4 separate regions of the Homo sapiens genome follow, and all the other regions are linked to region 3. Evidence: chromatin contacts called from ENCODE Hi-C data. All regions are on one chromosome and are shown on one strand. Each heading gives the region's core, a stretch centred on a gene start or an enhancer-like site at or near the end of the contact. The rest is flanking DNA. Distances are from core to core; before and after follow the strand shown. Region 1 overlaps AHRR (aryl hydrocarbon receptor repressor). Region 2 holds the start of AHRR (aryl hydrocarbon receptor repressor). Region 3 overlaps CLPTM1L (CLPTM1 like). Region 4 overlaps AHRR (aryl hydrocarbon receptor repressor).

The links. Hi-C counts contacts between places; a loop is a spot of excess contacts on that map. Pooled maps may share reads with other maps.
Region 1: a pooled map shows a loop between it and region 3 (18-fold over the local background). The contact joins two enhancer-like sites. A Hi-C loop is called at or near these places in 3 of 37 single-sample maps with no recorded cell type and 4 of 50 pooled maps.
Region 2: a map with no recorded cell type shows a loop between it and region 3 (12-fold over the local background). The contact joins the promoter of AHRR here to the enhancer-like site in region 3. A Hi-C loop is called at or near these places in 3 of 37 single-sample maps with no recorded cell type and 2 of 50 pooled maps.
Region 4: a pooled map shows a loop between it and region 3 (5-fold over the local background). The contact joins two enhancer-like sites. A Hi-C loop is called at or near these places in 5 of 37 single-sample maps with no recorded cell type and 6 of 50 pooled maps.

The regions. Positions count from the first base shown.
Region 1 is chr5:367,391-370,548 of GRCh38, forward strand. All of the region lies in intron 3 of AHRR (aryl hydrocarbon receptor repressor), which reads left to right. The region is part of intron 5 of PDCD6-AHRR (PDCD6-AHRR readthrough (NMD candidate)); the gene reads left to right. Among named protein-coding and RNA genes, the nearest start is that of AHRR, 47 kb to the left of the region's middle. RefSeq lists enhancers at 1,138-1,247, 1,898-2,007. Within about 2 kb of position 1,786, at least 3 of the 41 ENCODE cell types and tissues checked have a DNase peak (open chromatin) inside an H3K27ac peak, as active enhancers do.
Region 2 is chr5:319,891-322,963 of GRCh38, forward strand. It overlaps AHRR (aryl hydrocarbon receptor repressor), which reads left to right and starts at 1,824. Exons shown (of 11, transcript NM_001377236.1): 1 at 1,824-1,929. The region is part of intron 3 of PDCD6-AHRR (PDCD6-AHRR readthrough (NMD candidate)); the gene reads left to right. RefSeq lists silencers at 1,036-1,295, 1,446-1,935, 2,026-2,405, 2,416-2,475 and enhancers at 2,060-2,627, 2,716-2,835.
Region 3 is chr5:1,315,019-1,318,248 of GRCh38, forward strand. CLPTM1L (CLPTM1 like) reads right to left here. Exons shown (of 17, transcript NM_030782.5): 17 at 2,734-3,230. Among named protein-coding and RNA genes, the nearest start is that of MIR4457, 7.3 kb to the left of the region's middle. RefSeq lists enhancers at 898-1,287, 1,578-1,727. Within about 2 kb of position 1,378, at least 17 of the 41 ENCODE cell types and tissues checked have a DNase peak (open chromatin) inside an H3K27ac peak, as active enhancers do.
Region 4 is chr5:398,429-401,616 of GRCh38, forward strand. The region is part of intron 4 of AHRR (aryl hydrocarbon receptor repressor); the gene reads left to right. The region is part of intron 6 of PDCD6-AHRR (PDCD6-AHRR readthrough (NMD candidate)); the gene reads left to right. Among named protein-coding and RNA genes, the nearest start is that of EXOC3-AS1, 43 kb to the right of the region's middle. RefSeq lists enhancers at 1,018-2,217, 1,270-1,799, 1,477-1,886. Within about 2 kb of position 1,588, at least 22 of the 41 ENCODE cell types and tissues checked have a DNase peak (open chromatin) inside an H3K27ac peak, as active enhancers do.

The DNA of each region.
Region 1 (3,158 bases), core at 536-3,035, 950 kb before region 3:
AGAAATATAAGAATAACCAACACCTTCCTCACCGCCCATCATGACCACCCTGCCCCACAGACACGGGTCTGAGCTGCAGTGCGTGGTCAAGGGCACAGAGGAGTGGGCAGCGGTGGCCGTGGGGACCGGATGAGCCAGCCTGGTGGGGCCTGAATATGGCAGCGCCAGGCAGTGATGCCACGTGGGCCTTGCTGGGGGCGGCATCCGAGGCTCAGCACACCTGTAGCTTTTGAAGGCCATGCCCTCCTGCTGGGTCTCTTGTCTTCACCCCTCAGGAGGCCTTCCCCAGCCTCACTTTTAACATCACAGCCTCTGCCCCTCTGCCCTGACACCACCCCCTCTGCTGCTCGTTCTCTCCTAGTGCTTAACTCGTGTGTTGCTGGGTTCTGTCCCCCTCCTTCTCTGTTGTATGCCCAGGACAGGGGTTGGCAGTGGCAGATGCCGAAGATGTGGATGACCACACGGGCGAACGAAGGCCCATGTCGTTCAGGAGGCCCCGAGCATTGGACACCCAGGCCCTGAGACGTACTCAGTTCGGTCTGCATCTGTTGATGGTGAATATTGCAGGACTGATAGCCACTGACCGCCTGTAGTGATGTGTGAGGACAATGAAGGCAATGGTGATTCACAGGCAGGCCAGCCCCATATGGGTGTTAGTTGTAAATTCATGGTTACATAACATAATAAATTTACCTACGAATTCATTATTTATAAACAAATGGAGACTCTGACAGCTGAGCTGGCACTCCTCGTTGATGTGAAAGTTGACAAGCGAGGCAGCATCCATACCTGTGGGTAGAGGGCAGAGGACTCAGTGAGGGCTCGGTGCCCTCTTCCGCAGTAGGAGAGGCCAGTGGGGCTGCTCAGGAAGACTCCCTGGGCGTGCACCGCGCACTGTATCCTGCCTGAGGGTGTGGGCCAGGGCGCTCCCTGGCTGTGGCCGCGTGGGGTTAGTGGCCTGCAGTGTTGACCGCTCACTCATCTGTACACCTGTGCACCGCACGCTGATTCACTGAATATTTGGTTGTTAAACAGCACCAGCACAGTGTTTTGGGTTTTGTTTTACAAAATGTTTCTTGAACCCTTGGCTTGTCCCTGCTGTGCTTTTCTTTGATACGTTGAAATGTAACAAGAATGCCCAAATAGTTTGCTTATACCAGATGTTTCACATCATGAAGAGAATATGGATTTGCAATGTGTGCAAGTATTCTTTTTTTCCCCAAAGAGCTATTTTTGGTTGCATCTTCCACGATAACGTGGGGTTCCAAGGCCAGGGTGTGTTTCCTCTGCAGGACGAGCGTGTGACTCTGGTGACCGCAGAGCCCCCCTGAGGCCCCCGGGTTCTGTGATCTCAGAAAGTGGTTAGAGGCGCATTCTCTTGACCAGAGAAACGCGTGGGCACTGCCAGCTGCAGCCACCCCAGTCTTCGCTGGCTCAGAGGAAGTGCATTTCTTTGCGGTTCATTTTGCACTGTGAGGAAGTGTGAAATCTCTGAAGCTCTCTGGTGCTTTTTGAAAAATCGGGAAATTCTTGCCATAGGAAATTCAGCAACTTGATGCAGTATGTGTCTTGGGGTGCCCCCCGTTTTGTAAATATCGTGTCTGTGAAATGAGTGTGTTTATTTATACTCCTGATGCTTTTTCTAGCTTAGGGGAATTTGGGACTTTGAAGGACATTTTTAAACCCCTCTGCCCCACAAGCTGTAACTAAGGGTTTTGGAAGCACACTCGCCCATCCAGCACCCACTTGCTGGGACCCCCTTCTGACTTGCTGCTTCTCTTTGCCCTCAGTGAGCACCTCGAATGCATTCCCTCACACTCTGTTAATACACCCGCCCATGTGTCAAGAGCAGCACGGCACAGTCATCCGCTTCTCACACTTCCTCACACCCTCCCTCTTCCTGGGCATTCTGTCTTAACCCCCTAACCTGGTACCAGCTGTTTTCTGGGACACCTGAGGGCTCTCCGGGCACAGTCCTGGTCCCCTCCTGCCCACAGCCTGAAGGGGCAGCTTTGTCCCACAGGGTGGACTTGCCTGCTTTGCAAGGCTGAGGCACATGCTCCTTGCAGATGAACAGACCTACAGCTAGGCGAGCATGCAGCACAGCCCGACTCAGGAGCTGAGGCCTCCCGCTGCACGAGCCCGGGCTCCCTCTGTGTCACTTGCTTCGCTCTGAGTCTTTGTCACCTGCCTGAATGCTCCTGATGCCTCCTAGGCCACTGGGGAGAGCTGTGCTTGTCCCACGCTCTGGCACAGAGTGTCTGTCCCGAGTGCTTCCTCTAAACCTTTCCTGTGCAGAAGCTGGGACAAATTCTGTGCATCCTGGTGCAGAACACACCTGTTCAGAAAGTAACTGGGTGGTGAGAAGTTTCCTTTGCAAATACCATTTGTGGCCATCAAGAATCACTAAATGACATTTTCTTCCGGAATGTACATATTACAATTCATCTTCAAAAGGCAAAACGGTTTCTCATCCAGTTCTTGAGAAGGGAAGGAAGGGAGAGTTTGAATGTTCGAAAGCCTTGAGGCTCTGGTCCCCTCATTTGACGTAAAACTTGCAAAGGCATTTGTAGGAATGGTTGGGGTGTGAGAGCAGGGGTCAGAGGTGCCCTCCTGGGAATGTCTTGGCTCTGAGAGCACTGCCCTGCCCTCCCGGGCTCTTGCTGGTGCCCCATCCTCCCGGGCCCTCGCTGGAAGCCCCGTCCTCCCGGGCCCTCGCTGGAAGCCCCGTCCTCCCGGGCCCTCGCTGGTGCCCCGTCCTCCCGGGCCCTCGCTGGAAGCCCCGTCCTCCCGGGCCCTCGCTGGTGCCCCGTCCTCCCGGGCCCTCGCTGGAAGCCCCGTCCTCCCGGGCCCTCGCTGGTGCCCCGACCTCCTGGGCCCTCGCTGGAAGCTCTGCTCATTTACTCCCCGTGTTACGGTTGTGCAGCATTTCCTGGATCCACAGTCAGGTCAGGCAATTCTGGGGCGAGCAGGCGTCGGGGAAGGGTTGGATGGGCGTCCCAGGCTTCTCAGAGCATCCCATCCAACTCCTGGACGGGAGAGGTGTCGTAAGGGTCCCTCAGGAGGGAGCTTGAGCTGGAAGCAGGGGTGAGTGAAATCAGGTTCAAGGGAAATTTTCACCAAGGTCATCCGCCACCCCCAGGACCCTGAGAGTCTCA
Region 2 (3,073 bases), core at 574-3,073, 990 kb before region 3:
CCAGCTACACATTTTCTGTGCATAATTCACTTTACAAAAATTGGATCAAGATAAAACTAATGATTTTTAAAAATACAGCAATATAGTTGCACATTGTTCCATATCAAAAAATAAATGTGTGCACCCAGGGCTCCTGGCTGTCTCAGTGGCATAGTGGCTCATGCCTGTAATCCCAACACTTTGGCAAGCCGAGGTGGGTGGATCACCTGAGGTCAGGAGTTCGAGACCAGCCTGGCCAAGATGGCAAAACCACTATCTACTTAAAAAAAAAAAAAAATTAGCCAGGTGTGGTGGCGCGCGACTGTAATCCCAGCTACTTGGGAGGCTGAGGCACGAGAATCGCTTGAGCCCTGGAGGCAGAGGCTGCAGTGAACTGAGATCGCACCACTGCTCTCAGGCCTGGGTGACAAAGCAAGACTCTGTCCCAAAAAAGCCCATTTACTCAGCTCACATTTTTGAGCCTCTGCTATTCGACAGGAACCAGAGGTGAGCAGAGCCGACTTGGTGACCCCTGGGGACAGAGCGGCAGAACTCAGCAATTCTGGGCTGCCCTGCAGGAGCTACACCCGGGGAGGGGCGGTGGCCACTTGGGGGCAGGGTGGGCTTCTCAGCTGCGCCCACCCCACCTTGGGAGCTGTGTCTGGAAAAGAGACTTTTCCTGAGCCGACAGCAGACAGCGAGTGCAAAGGCCCCAAGGCCCGCACGCCTTATTCAGAGAACAGCAGGAGGCGCGGGGCGGGTTGGGGGCGTCAGGGAGACGGGGTTTGACTGAGAACCTGGGGGCGCCAGTGACAGCCTCGGCCGCGTTGCTGAAAACCGACCTTGCGGGATGAAGAGGGCGCGGTTCCCCCGGCTGGGATGAGGACCGCGGATGCTGAGGAGCGGACTCCAGGGACCACCGACTCCATGGCCGGCCCCAGCGAGGGCGAGAACGGGTGGAAGCCGGCCAGGGTCTGTGGAGACGTCAGGGTGCGAGGCCAGGCTGAGGTGTCCCCAGGGATCCCCTGAGGGTACAGGGAATTCAGCCAGGGCCTGCGCGCCCGGACGGAGGACTAGAGGGGGCCAAGGACCACCGGGAGGGGGAAGGAGAAGGCGCAGCCCGAGGTCGGAGGGGCCGGCGGGCGCGCAGAGGGCGCGGGGTGAGCCCTAAGGACCTGCAGGCAGGACCCTGCTCTCGGCCGCGCGGTCCCGGGTGCCGACCGGCGGGGTGGGCGGGGCAGGGGCACCCAGGGCCGCACACCTGCCGCGTGGGACCCTGAAATGCCCAGGACGAAGAACGTCGCACGGACGACCCTGCCGTGCCTGGCGCGCGTCCGCTTCCTGGGAAGCTCAGGATCCAAAAGCATCTTAATATTCTCTATAATTCGCCAAAAACCATGACTCCTTTTACATTTTCGAAACGACCTCATGGGGCAGGCGAGGGGGCACACGCTCTCCTCACTTTACCTGTTCGGGTCTACACCGCCCGGCTCTAGGGCCGGCAGCTCAGCACAGCCGGCCGCGAGCGCTGGGGAGGGGACGGGGGCGCAGGGAGAACCGGGGGACCCTGGGCGCACACAGACCCCAGGGGGAACGCAGGGCCTGGAGGGGCTCAGCGCGCGACCCCCGCCTCGGGGCACGGAGACTCCGGGGGATCACTGGGACGCGAAGGGCGCAGGGCGGACCCCAGGGGAACCGGATGGCGTCTCCGGTTCGCCAGGGCAGCTGGGGCAGCCGGACCCGAGACAGCCGGACCCGCGGGCGCCCTCTGCCGCCTCCCGGCCCTGGATGCTGCGGGGCGGGGCGGGCGGCTCGCGTGCCGGGGTGGGGCAGTCCCTGGAGCCGCCGCGGGTTCCCGGGATGCGAGCGCCGGCACCCGCCGCCACAGCTCCTGGCCAGGGCGCGCTGCCCCGCGGGTGTGCCTGAGCCTCCGCGCCCCGCAGGCCCTGGGTAAGTGTCCTGGGCGCCCCCGCAGGCCCCCGCCGCGTGCCGCCCGCGGTGGAGACGGGATGCGCTCCCGGGTGTGGGGCTGAGGGACGGGCGCCGGCGTCGGGACCCTCCTCACGCCGCATCCTCGCGTCGCCAGGCCCGGCGGCCCCGGGACGGGGCGGACACTCTGGGGTGCGGCTGGCTGGTCTCACTTAAAACTCGGACCTCGGAGGGAAGCCGCGGCGCGTCCACGGTTCGTGGTCCTCAGCGTCCCCTCGAGAGTGTTCTGAGCCTTCACTCCCCGGGCGTTCCGTGCGGGCCGCGCTCCCTGGGGCTGGGCGGGTGCGGGCGGCGGAGCGGGGCCCCGCTGTCGGGCCGAGGGCGCCAGGTCCGGGGGGCCTCACCCCCGGGAAAGGCCCATGTTCAGGCTTGGTTTCAGTAGCACCCAGTAGCGCTGAAGTCTTATTTTGAGCGGCCAGAATTCCCAGACCGGATGCCCTGAGAGAGCGATGTGGCGCCTGGAGTCCACGCTGGGACCCCTTCTGGGGAGGGGTCGCCATGGGCGCGTGACAGGCAGGGGCCACCCTCTGACCTCTTCTGCGAGGCCGGAGGTCAGAGACCTTGTGCAGAAGCGTCCCACGGGCCTGTCCCACGGGCCTGTCCGGCTGTGGCCTCCGGGATGGCAAGGGCAGGCGGGGAGGGGCTTCCTCCCTGGGCCTCCTGTGCGCGCGCACAGGCTCTCGTCTGCGGGGTTCTTGCAGAAGGGTGGGCGTGTGCGCGCGTTCTCCAAACGCCACCCCCACGGGGCCTCACAGCCGCCCCGGCCTGGCAACCGTCACCCATTTTACGAACGAGGACATCAAGGTAGGTCGCTCATCCAGCCTCTCAGAGCAAGTGACTGGCGGCGTTTGGACTCGGGCCGAGTGTGCCATACCCATCCCGCACAAAGCCGGGGCTCGATGCGGCCCCAGAGTCGCTGAAAAGCCACGAGTAACAAGAACTGGAGAACGTAGGATGCTGACCCGGCGGACGCCGCCGCCTGGGGAGCCGCTTCGACGGGGGGGACGCCACCGCCTGGGGAACGGCTTTTATTTTCGTTTTCTTACTTATCTGTATTCTCTAAAATGAACAGACACGAGTTTTACCACGGGAGAAAGGTTCTTAG
Region 3 (3,230 bases), core at 128-2,627:
AACAGGGCTATGTGTGGCAGGTACTTCACAGGGGGACGTGTTCTCATTTTCCTTGGCTTTCTAATAAACTCTGGTCTAAAGAAAATCTCTTCTATAAAATGAGTGGCCAGTGCCAAGGGGTAGAGACAGAAGCTCCTTCTGGACACTGGCTGCTCCAGTAGAGCCCATCCTGCCCAGGTACGGAGCCCACCAGCTGCGATCAGGACACTGCAGTTCCACCGTGGGGGACCCCGGGCCCTCACCTTGTCAGTCCTCTGTTTCAGCTTCGAGGGCTTTGACACAGTCTAAAATCCACAGGTACTTAGCGCATTTCTAAGTCCCACCTCATGATCAATCATAAGACAGGGCTTTGATGGTATGCAGAAATATCAATGAAATCCAAGAGGAAAACAGAACTAAACTCATCGGGATGAATGACAGATAAACCCTTTAAGCATGTTTCAAGTCGCCCAGGTGGAGCCTCTGTTGGTCAGTGAAGCTTCAGGGTTCCCATGAGATGGATCTGCATGAGGCTCAGTCCTCTCTTGAAACACTGCCCATTTGCAGGAGCGCCGGCCCACAGGGCAGAAGTCAGACTGTCAGAGCAAGTGCCGGTCCTGAAGCTGGAAGGACTTTCAAGGCTCATTCCCCAAACTCATTTTTTTTTAAACCTCTGCTCATCTTAAAGAAAGGAGAGGCAGGCGCCCCAGAAACCTCTCAGGAGTAACTGACACACGTGACTTGCGGTGTCTTCAAAGGAACACTCTGCAACTTGCTACTGTTTAAACAGAGCAAGACTAACAGTCACCAGCAGCTGGTTCACGCATTAAGGCCCTTTGCAGGTGAAAGAAAACGGCACTGGAGGGCCGACTGCAGAAGCAGACGCAGTGCACGGTGGACATCTGCCCCTTTTGGGGGCCTGCCACGGTGCTTCCTGAAAACTCAGGTTAAGCTGACTCTGCTGTCAGGCTGATGAGGCGCCTGCACCCACCTTTGCTCAGCACGCCAGCCCAAATGGAAGAGCAGGTGCTATGACAAAAATCAGTTCTTGTAGCAACTATTTTTGATACTGAAACTGAAAAGCGAGAGCAGCAAAGCTATCCACGGAGCTCCTGACAGTTAGGCCCGGCTTTGGCTGCTGATGCAGGGGCCGAATGACGCTATTTCTGCAGCAGCCGGCCGCAGGCGCTGACCCACCGCGGGATGTGCCCCAGGAGGCAGAAGAAACGCTGGGAACCGCACCTAACCTTGCCAGCATCCCCCAGGCAAAGCCAGGCACTTTGAGTTCATCGGTGGAGTTGGGCGATACTCCTTTCCCGTTTGTGTGCTTAGCTGCTGCCAACAGGATGTGCTGGGTGAAGCCTTACAGAACACAGCCAGTTGTGTTTTATAAAGCAAGGCTCCCCTCCCCCAAAGACAAATAAAACCACAGGTGTGGAAGGGACACCCTCCACCGCACCCCGCCCTAGTAATCTGACACCGCAGGCAAAGGCACGGCCTGTGTGGGTAAGATCCATTGTAAACGTTTAAAACTTCCTGTTCCCTGATGCCTCAACTTCCCCGCAGACCGACGCACCTGTGATGGGCAGGGCCGTGTGACCTCGTGACCTTCACATACACCAATGAAGACCCTCACGCCTTCTGCTGTCTTTCCCCCACTGCTGACTTGCCTGCGGGCCCCCACTATCTGCCCTGCCTCTGGAGCCGCCTCCCGTGTGCCCCCCCAGGCCCCTTAAGGTGCTGTGCGTCCCATCTGGAACCGGCAGTTCACCCGCTCTCCCAGCCACCCTTCCAGACCCCACTTACAACACACGACTAAGTAACACAGTACAGGCCGTGTATTCGTATTTGTTTTCCTGTGCCAACTCATCTGGTATCTTCGTATTTTAATGAATAAAACTGAAAGATGACAACTTGAAGCCCCAGTGCATTCCTCTCAAATCGAGTGAAGTTTACAACACCTTAATTATAAAAGATTTATCTGATCCAGAAGAAAGCAGAGTGTACAGAAACTTCACTGTCATCTGCGAATGGACTGAGAGCATCTGGATTTGGTTCTCAGCCTGAATGAGCATCCTGGAATGGTGTGTCTCGTCCATTTACGTGGAGACACATGGAACAGGCCTGCAGGCTTGGGGCTCTGAGCAGGGCTCCCAAAGCCCCTCAGCTGCAAGGAAGCCAGGCCCATGAGAGGGGAGCCTGTTCCAGAAACACAAGAGGATGAAAGCTGTTATTGGCAAAGGAGACTTAGAGCAAGGAAATGACCAGGAATAAAAAAAGATTATATATTTAGAGGCCAGGTGTGGTGGCTCATGCCTGTACTCCCAGCACTTCAAAAGGCCAAGGCGGGTGATCACTTGAGATCAGGAGTTCGAGACCAGCCTGGACAACATGGCAAAACCACATCTCTACTAAAAATATTAATACAAAAAAGCTGGATGTGGTGGTGCACACTTGTAGTCGCAGCTACTCAGGAGGCTGAGGCAAGAAGATTGTGTGAACATGGGAGGTGGAGGCTGCTGTGAGCTGAGAACAACAAACCCCACAAAAACTAACTTCAACAAACATTAAACTTCACTACACACCGAGTCCAGCAGTTCTCCACCCATCTTTCTATTCCATTTCTCTCTCTCTGCCTCAACCTAGGGCAAGATAAGCTTGACCTGATGGGTCATGGCTCTGTACAATAGTTTAGTCTTAAACAACTAAGATGCTACGTATCTAAGAACACTCATGACTCAAAGGCTTGCAAAGGGCTCTTTAAATTTGCTCTTTTAATGCATAAATAAATCCATATCATGTATTACTTTCTGGAAAAGGGTTAAACTCAAATATCCGAAATACTTTCATTATACCAGGTCAAGAAAAATGCCACAGCCAGAAAAATTTATTTTAAAATAGAAACATACATTAAGCTTTAAAACAACCAACTCTCAAACAAAAGAGGAAAGAGCCTTTGATCCCAGAGTCCATGCGGAATGAATTCCATACGTGTTTGAAATTCACATAAGGAGCACTTAGAAAACCACCTGAAATGGAAATCCAACAGCCCCCTTGCCTGTGAGGGCTCCCACCCCTGCCCGCGTGAGGACATGGCCGAACCCCGGACACTCGTGTGCCGGGAGCCACCACAGCTCAAGGTGACCGGCAGCACCCAGCTCTGTGACCAAGACAGATGTTCACACGTGGGGGCATCGTAAGCGCTACCAGCTCCAAATCTGACGTGATGGGAACTTGGGAGATGTCTGAGA
Region 4 (3,188 bases), core at 338-2,837, 920 kb before region 3:
ATAAGCCCCTGACTGTCCAGTTAGCCTCTGACCATCTGTGGTCACTGAGCCGGGTGCACAGAGTTCTATTCAGTGGTGTTCACTCGGCCCCTGCTCTGCCCTCGGCTCAGCTGGGCTTGGACCCTTGCATCCCAGGCTCTCCCCAGCAGGCAGTGTCAGCACAGGTGAGGGTCCTGGGCCTGCCCCTGGTGGAAGGAGTGTGTTTGTGCCAAACCGGGTTTCAGGCGCCGTGCGTGCCCCACCCCCCTTGGCTGTTACTCCGTTTTAAGCTGCCGACACTGGGAGGAGGCATTGCCGTTGTCACCGATGGGCTTCTGTGAGAAGGGCTGGGCTGGCAGGGCCTTCTGCCGCCAGGCCTGGGTCCTGCGGGCTCCGGAGGCCGTGAGTGGCCCTCAGCAAACTGTGGGTCTGTGTGTGGCCCTGGCTCCAGCAGCCGCCCCCGTCTGTTCTGGGTGGATTTTCCCCACCCGAGGTCACTGGTGCACCTGGGACCCCCCTGCCAACATGCCCAGCACCACCGTGGCGCACCTCATTCCTCTCGAGGACCAAGCAGCCGCAGCTCCCGCTCAATGCCCACCTCTCGGCCTCATGGCTGCTTCCCTGCCATTGGTTTCCTACCGGGTGGTTCTTATCCCCATGCCACCTTCCTTGTCTGCTCTGAAGCAGCTGGGTCAGCGCGGAGCTCCCTCGGGCTCTCCTGGGTGTGGAGCCGCAGGTGCAGAGGGACGGCCCAGGCCAACTCTAGCCCCAGGGTCTCTGAGGCCGGGGCTGGTGGTGCAGGACACACCCAGGGCGTGGGGTCCCAGGCTTAGGGATCGGCAGGGGTGGCTCCCCAACCACCAGGACCCCGGCAGGATGGGCCTGGCGCTTCTGGAGGGAGATTCACTGTGGTAACCGTCAGCTGCCTTTGTTTATGAGTTGTAAGTCTGCTTCTTGTGAAGTGCGTTTCACACTCAGGGTGTTTGCACTCAGAAAGCGGGTCCTGGTTTTAAAAGCATAAGTTTTGTTCTCTAGAAAATGACATCAACTTTAGACGTCAGATTGCCTGTCCAGCACAGCCATTTGCCCTCCAGTCACAGAGACAGCGGGTGCTGCCCTGATCACTGGAGGGTGCCTGGTGCTGCTGCTCACCGCCGCCCTCACAGACGCTCACTGTTGCCGTCCCATCTTTCGCAGGAGGAAACCAAGGCCCAGAGAGGTGAATTAACTCGCCAAGGGTTCGCAGCAAAGGTGAGGGCGGAGGCGGCGTCAGCACTGGCTGGTCTCTCAGCCAGAAGGGGGCCCAGGACACCGGGTTAACCGAGCGGGGCTGCAGTGGGCGTCAGGAGGGACTGCCTGGGGGCCGCCATCTGCCTGCTCTTCTAGGGCCCCGGGGCTTCAGTCAGCCTCCCACTCTGTGGCCATCCGGCCAGCTGCATTCTCAAGAACTGTTTTCAAATGTCGGAGCTGCTCCGTGGAAGAGAGTCAAGCCTGCGTTTACTGTTTGTGGGATCTATAAACAGCCAGTTATTCAGCTCCCCAAGCAAGAGCGCTGCCTCGCACGCACGCAAGCCCCATGGAGCGGCCCCTGTGAGTGATCTGCCTCCAGGAGGCCGGGCCAGCTGCCCCGACGCCCGCCCGGTGCCCGCTCGCGTGACTAGCCGCCGTGTTGTGGCTCCGTAACCGTGGCAACGGCTCTCAGGGGAGCACAATACTCCCAACTTCCCTTTACTCCGAGGAGGGGCAGCCAGGGGGATGTGGAGGGTTGTTCCTTTTTCCCTCATTTTCCCTCTGCCATGACCTTGACAAAAATAATCTTTGAAGTACTTGCCGGCTATTTTTTCTGCCCTGGAACTGGAAGAGATCAGGATATTTAAAGGGTTTGACAGAGGAAGTTCCGGCTTTCTCAGAACGTTTGCCCCATTCCCTGCGGTCCCTGGGGGAGAGCGTGGCTCCAGCCCTCACCTGCCTCGGCCCTCACCTGCCCCGACCTCCGTTGTCCTTGCGAAGTGGCAGGTGCGCCGTTTCCTGACGTTCAGTAACAGCACATGGATGTGATCTTTTTCCCCTTAAAAAAAGTAGAGCCTTAACCTTAGAGCCAAATCCTTTTTCCGTTTGGAAAAGTGATCTCATTTTCCATGGACCACGTTTAAAAAAAAAACAAAACTTTTGTAGGATTAGAAAGGCAGAGGGAGAGAAAACAAACAGACGTTCGAGATGCATATTTGAAAGATGGGCCCACATGTGTAAAAGTATTTGGCATGACAATGCTGGACCAGAAGTCAATCTGATATTGAATCCATATGACACGGCAAACAGCATTTTATGGTCTTTAAAAAAAAATTCTGCCTTGTGAGTTAAAATTAAGGTTGCTTTTGGTTGTGACTAATCTCATAAAATCTTTTTTAAGAAGACATTTTATATACTCAAGCCTTGAAAATTTCTTTGGTCTTTGAACTATTATTAGTAGGACATCATCAGTATGTGGCAACCGCTGAATTGGGAAAAGCTGTGGCAGGAGCCGGCGGGCACAGACCTCTCCCAGCAGTGCCAGGAAGGGCTGGGGGCTGAGGACCCGAGGCCCTGGTGCACACCCCTCCAGCCCGTGTGGGGCGGGAGTGAGGCCCCTCAGTGTCACCACTGCCCGGCTCAGAGCGGGCAGTTGGATGGCAACTCTGTTCCCTTTCAGCAGATGCCCCCCAGGCCACATGGCCCCCGGCTGCTTCACGTTCTCACCTGTTTTCTAACAACCCCTTGGGGTGCACCCCACGTCATCTCACCCTGTCTCTGCCTAAATCCAAGGGGAGGGAGGGGCTGCAGGAGTCTGAGGGGTGGATGCCAGCCTGAGGGGCCAGCCTGAGGCACAGTGGTAGTTTGGGTCCCCTAGTTCCAGACACAGCTGCTGGCCCCTAAGATGGGAGCCGCTGTAGAGAAAGGGCCTCGATGCCACAGGTGCCGGCTCTGGGCCAGGCTTTCTGGGTTGCTCCCTGTCTGCATCACCACTTGCGAAGGGGGTGGGATTGGCCCATGGTCCCTCCATGGCCACAAAGTCCCTGACCTCCATTGGCGCCAGCCCAGGGCCTAGATCTTGCTGAGCACAGGCAGGGACGATCCTGGGCCCTCGTGGGTACTCCCCACGGTCAACTCCAGGCAGGACAAGAACTCCAGGAGTTCCAGGGTGAAGCTGTGAAGCCAGGGCAGGCGGATGC